Linked DNA regions of Homo sapiens: region 1 is linked to region 2. Evidence: chromatin contacts called from ENCODE Hi-C or POLR2A ChIA-PET data. All regions are on one chromosome and are shown on one strand. Each heading gives the region's core, a stretch centred on a gene start or an enhancer-like site at or near the end of the contact. The rest is flanking DNA. Distances are from core to core; before and after follow the strand shown. Region 1 has its middle 130 kb from the start of SPRY2. Region 2 has its middle 96 kb from the start of SPRY2.

Evidence for each region. A loop is a pair of places that touch in the nucleus more often than their neighbours do. ChIA-PET counts read pairs that join two places held with the same protein, here RNA polymerase II (POLR2A). Pooled maps may share reads with other maps.
Region 1: a pooled map shows a loop between it and region 2 (3-fold over the local background). The contact joins two enhancer-like sites. A Hi-C loop is called at or near these places in 2 of 168 maps with a recorded cell type or tissue (CD14-positive monocyte and heart left ventricle) and 5 of 50 pooled maps. POLR2A ChIA-PET finds 5 or more read pairs at or near these places in 5 of 52 experiments (CD4-positive, alpha-beta T cell, GM12878, MCF 10A and 2 more).

The regions. Positions count from the first base shown.
Region 1 is chr13:80,468,538-80,471,508 of GRCh38, forward strand. No RefSeq gene overlaps it. Among named protein-coding and RNA genes, the nearest start is that of SPRY2, 130 kb to the left of the region's middle. Within about 2 kb of position 1,539, at least 13 of the 41 ENCODE cell types and tissues checked have a DNase peak (open chromatin) inside an H3K27ac peak, as active enhancers do.
Region 2 is chr13:80,435,400-80,438,162 of GRCh38, forward strand. No RefSeq gene overlaps it. Among named protein-coding and RNA genes, the nearest start is that of SPRY2, 96 kb to the left of the region's middle. Within about 2 kb of position 1,344, at least 4 of the 41 ENCODE cell types and tissues checked have a DNase peak (open chromatin) inside an H3K27ac peak, as active enhancers do.

The sequences.
Region 1 (2,971 bases), core at 289-2,788, 33 kb after region 2:
AGACCCCCTTTCACTTCCATTTGATTTTTTTCCTTTCATCCAGCTCCATCTTATACATGCATGAAACAAGTCTTATTGATAAGGCTTTCTCAGTTTATCACAGCCTTTTTTACATTTCCTTTCCCCCATAGCCATTATCTTGGATCCAGATATTGGAGAACCTCTATATTGCCCAGACATTTTCTTTTTCCTTTCTCCTCCACAAATTCTTTTTATAAAAGCTAGTTATCTTTAAAAATGCACATGTAACTGTCTCTCTCTCTCAGCTTCCAGTGATTTGTAATTACCCTTTTGAGAAAGTCGAGCGCTCTCAGCATGGCTTAGAATATCTTCCCAGTTTGACCGCTGCCTTCCCCAGCCTCATCTCCCATGTCTCTCTTTCTTTGTGCTCCAGTTACATTCCTATGTCAGTTTCTCAGAAACTCCATTCTCTTTCCAGCCTCAGGGCCTTGCCGTAACCTTTCCTTTACTTTGAAATATTCTTGCCAATGCCTTCTCATTCTCCAATTTCTGGAGTCTCAGCTGAATTTCAGATCTTCAGGTCTTCATCATACATGCCTCTTCTAAGCCCAAACAAGCAAGGTGGCCATGTCTGCTGCTCTTTATACCACTTATTGTCATGGGCATGACTTCTATTGCTATTAGGTTGGCGCGAAAGCAGTCACTGCTTTTGCCATTGAAAGTAATGGCAAAAACCGCAATCACTTTTGCAACAACCTAATATTTGCTAAGTGCCTGTCTTGCTCCATTGCTCCAAAAGGAAATGGGCAGTGTCAGCCTGTGCACTGCTGCCTCCTCAGTGCCTGGGATACCTGTGACCTGACACAAGGGAGGCACCCAGCAAGTAATTGCTGAACAAATGAGTATGGGAAGAGGTTCTGCCTTGGTCATTATCAGGCCAGGCATTATGTTTTCAGGTTTCCATTTTCTCATGATAAAACTTCTTCATAAGAGGAAATCATCCTCTGATTTCTCAGGTAATTGAGGTTTGAAGGTACGAATGGGAAGGTATGAATTCTGTTTGCATTAAGGAATGAAGCTCATTTTGCTGTGGAGAGGTAGAATCGTTTTGCAAGAGGCCAAAATATCATTTGTTTCCCAGCACTAAACTTTGGCAAGAATAGTTCTCTGCTAATTCAAGTGACCAAGAATTTATGCAATTTCCTCTGAAGAAAATTATCCTTTTGAGAGCAGGAAGAAATATTTTACCCCCCTTACTGAAAGTTAATCGTTTTACCAGGATCTGTTTCTTCTTGCACCTGATTTTCTTCTTTCTTACACAATCAACTGTATCTGCTTTGTATAAATCTCTTGAATTTAAAAATTTGCCTTTCAGATGCCTGGTGTCCTAGGATGTGTATATTGAATCACCAGAAATAATTCAGTGACATATTATGCTAGCTTATTTCATACATATTTCCAACTTATGACTCATTGGTTTGAAGAGGACAAATGTGAACTAAGAGAAAACAGAGGACTTGATGTACTTGTGCCTGAGAGGATGAATCACTGTGCTGCTGGCGAAGGATCCTGGGTCAGAGTTGTCTGTCTCATGGGTTTGAATGACCCTCAGTGTTCTCTGTCCTGGCCCCACTCATGAACTCACATGCAACCTCACACAAACACACATCCAAAACACCACTCGCTTCTTACTTTGGAAGCCCCACAAAACTATTTCAGGCTGGAAGGCATGCATATAATAAAGAAAGTGGTTGTCTTGGAGGCTACAACTTGATAAAGGAACACGTCAGAGAGACCCAAAATGTTCACAGTGGCATTTTCATTCTCAGTGTTCAAGGAGTTGTATTTTCCACTCTCTCTCCACCATCTGTTTTTCTTACTATAGCAAATGTCATTTCCTATGGCGTTTAGCAGAATATGAAATGGGATTGTTTTCTAGTGAATTTTGATGCAGTTTTATGATTTTCCTTAGAGCCTGCCTGCCTGCTTTCTTTCTCTCCTTCCTTCCTTCCTTCTTTCCTTCCTTCCTTCTGTCCGTCCGTCCATCCATCTTTCCTTCCTCCCTTCCTTCCTTCTTTCCATCCTTCCTTTCATTTTACTAAAAAAAGTAGAAGTAGCTTTAACAGTACATTGATCAGACCAACTTTAAAATAACTCCTGTAGATTTGCCTCTAAACCTGGTTTGAAATTTGTGATAAGACAAAGTTCTTAAATATGTTAATTTTTAATCTGTTTATAACAAGCACAAATTCCCAAAGCGGTGTAAAGCTGTTAAGCAGTAAATTCCCATTAAAGTGACAAGCTAAGGATTTAACTTAATTGAAGGGGGAATGTGTATGTGGTTTTGTGTATGGAGGTAGAGAGGTGTGTGCCTGTGTGTCTGTAAAAGTAGTAAAGGAGGATACAAGGTAGAGGAAAGAGCAAAAGAGGAGAATTCAGGAAACAATAACAGCATGTACTTACATAGCATTTTCTATGTGTCAGACATTGTATGAACTCTACATTTTTAATTTAATTCTCAACATAGCCACACATTGGAGGTATTGTTGCTTTCTCCATTTTACATATGAGAAATGTAAAGGTTAAATCCTACAAAAGCTAAGGTCACACAGCTATTAAGTGACAGAGGTAAATGGTTCACATCCTAAGCATTATATTATGCTGTTTTCTCTCAACTACGACTCAAGCATACATTTGTAGCATAATGAAAGAGAGGATCCTTTGTGAAACATTAGCACCAGATTTATTGTCTCTTTGGGCAGAGAAAAGCCAAAGGGTTTTGGAAATCTTTCACCAATAGCAAGACTGTGGTCTACCGGAGAAGGTGGCTGTGTAGCTTAAGGGAATATGGCAAAGAGAAGCCAAGAGAGAACTCAGAATGTCTGGAGTATGAGATGTAATCACTGGGGCAGTATTGATGGTGGACTCTGCCCATGAGGCGCAACGCTGTGATGTCTGTTCTGGAAATATGTCACCACTTCAACTCTTCTCTTTCCATGACTGATTAGAT
Region 2 (2,763 bases), core at 94-2,593:
TCTATTCTCTCTGAAGCCTGCTACCTGGAGGCTTCATTTGCCTGATAAAACTTTGGTCTCCACAACCTCTTGTCATATCCCAGACATTTCTTTATATTGATGGCAACTCTTTCAACCAAATTGCCAATCAGAAAATTTTTAAATCTACCTATAACCTGGAAGCACCTGCTTTGAATTGTTCTGACTTTCTGGACCGAACCAATGTACATCTTAAATGTATTTGACTGATGTCTCATGTCTCCCTAAAATGTATAAAACCAAGTTGTGACCCATCCACCTTGGGCACATGTCATCAGGATCTCCTGAGATTGTGTCATGGTTGTCACCTTAACCTTGGCAAAATAAACTTTCTAAATTGATTGAGACCTGTCTTAGATACTTTTGGTTTCACATACTGAAACTTTGAGCTGGAAGCCATATTCTTTAAAGGATACATGTATTAAAGCAGGCTTTATTTGTTTGGCTGCTTCAAAGACATAGAAAGGAAATCAAACACAAATGTGGTCAGGTTAAAAAGAATGGGAAGATCTTCTTGCATTCTCTCCTATAGGAAGTTGGAAGAGGACCACACTAATCTTGTTCTCATCACTAGGCTTATTCACAAGTAATACGAAGGCAAGGATAACCCTTTGTCAACCAAAAGAGATAAGGAGACTATCTTAACATTACGTTATTGAATTGACTATGAAATAGGATGCAGATAATTATTAGTGATTTTCCCCACTTCTATTATAACCTGCATTCAATTGCTGCAACTATAAAATATCAGCTAACTTTGCTGTGACTCATAGAAGAGAAGGAATCATAAGCTTATAAAAATTATCTTCTATCTTTATTCTGTTGGATCTCTTCTTTCCTTCTTAAGTTACATTTTGAAGAATTATGCTAAAATGTTTGGTCATTTTGTGTTTCTTTGAAATATCTAATTCTTAGGTTTTCCTGATTTAAAAAATTAGAGAAAACAGAATACAACTTAAAATGTCAATGTTTGTAACAGAGGTATCAATATTATTAGTATACCCTGTTCTCATGATAAAATATTTACTTTTCTGTAAAATGAACTCAAGCATTTCTTTAACCAGAACTTTGAGCTGCCTGCTTATGAGAACTGCAACATATGGTTTTCCTCTTCCACTTTTTAATATTTTGGTCTCCAGTGAATCCACATACAAAAGCTTCCTTCCTCTAGCTGGAGTCCACAAATGAAAGGCTTTTCTTCTTCTGATTGTAGATTAGCCTGCCAAGAAACAAACATGAGCTGGAGAACATCACTTTAATTTATTGATGGGATACAGATGACACGGAAGTCTGTCCTCTTCTAGGCTTTTGGGAACACTTTAGGCTGACCCAGCACAGCTGAGTTCATACGGCAAAGACAGCTTTTGCCAAAAACCAAAGCCAATAGTCATTGCAAACCTCTGAACCAAAACATTCCTTAAGTGCTTGAATTTCCCTATAATTTGTGTAGGTTCCCTTTTTGTCAATGAAGCTAGCAGTGGATAACTAGCTCAGCGCAATCAGACAAAACAACTGTACCATTCATTCAGTAATTAGATGATAGCTGTACTGCATACTTTATGGTTTCCGTTCTTCATTCTTTCTTTTCAAGACCTTGGAGACAAACTGGGATGTTTGGCAAAGCAGAAGTTCTTGTTGAAAAATATCCTGTCTTTACTTCAGGGTTGCTAGTAAGTCCTATTCTCAGAGGCAAAACATTAGCTGCACACAGCAGGAGAGGATCAGCCAAGTTTAAAAAAGTTTGGTTCTTATTTATATTACCTTTTGCCTCACTTTACAGTTCTGCCTTACTCAACACTGAAGAAGGTTTCTAGTCTTATATCTAACAGGATGTAATGAATTTGATACATGAGCTAAATGCTTACAGTCGATCTTACATAAATTTTAAAATTTTCAGATATAAAAGTTTTATGAGAAGTGAAGTACAAACAGAAAGATAGAATAATTAAATGGAGAGGAAGTCTGTGTGATTAGAGTTAATCTGCTTTGAAGAGCACATGGCAGATTAAATTACTGCTTGGGCTAAGAATGGTGAGCTAATGCTTTTTCTTTTTTGCAAACTGTTTTTGTTTCTGAAACCACTAGAAGTAAAAGGGAGGGAAACTTTCTACAAGAAAACTGTAATACACTCTTAGATTTTGTTGCCATTACTGCCTTTAAGAAGTAAAGGTATCACATTCATGAAGTTGATGCTGCCTGCTGCCTGCACTGAAGATTATCTGGTCCTATTAGTCAGGGGGCTTGGTTGCAAGTGACATAGCTTAAGCTAGTTGAAGGAAAAGAACAATGGTTTTGGCTTTTCTATCTAAACCAGGAAGGGCAGGAGTAGAGCTGTCTTTAGGAATATCTCAAATCAGCGATCTAGGTCCTCATCAGAACTTTTTCCTTCCCTTCTCATCACTGCTGCTGCTTTGGCTCGACCTCCTGGGGCCATCTGGAACCATAGCTAGAAATGTGGCTAATGAAATATTTAGCCTCAATTACAGCTCTGAGATCAAAGATTTGAAAATTTGAAACTCTTCTCAAATTCCAGATGACCCAGGACAGTACTATGATTTGCCTGGCTTGAAGATATGTCCCTTCTCTTGAATCTGCCACTTTGGACACTGAGATGAGACATAACTGGCCCAGCCTAGGTTGCAAACCCATCCCTGACTTTGATGCCAAGGGCTCGGGACATGTATCCAGAACAAGGAAAGGAGGACAGAGCAAACAAAAATAAGAATCATTAGAAATTTCTCACTG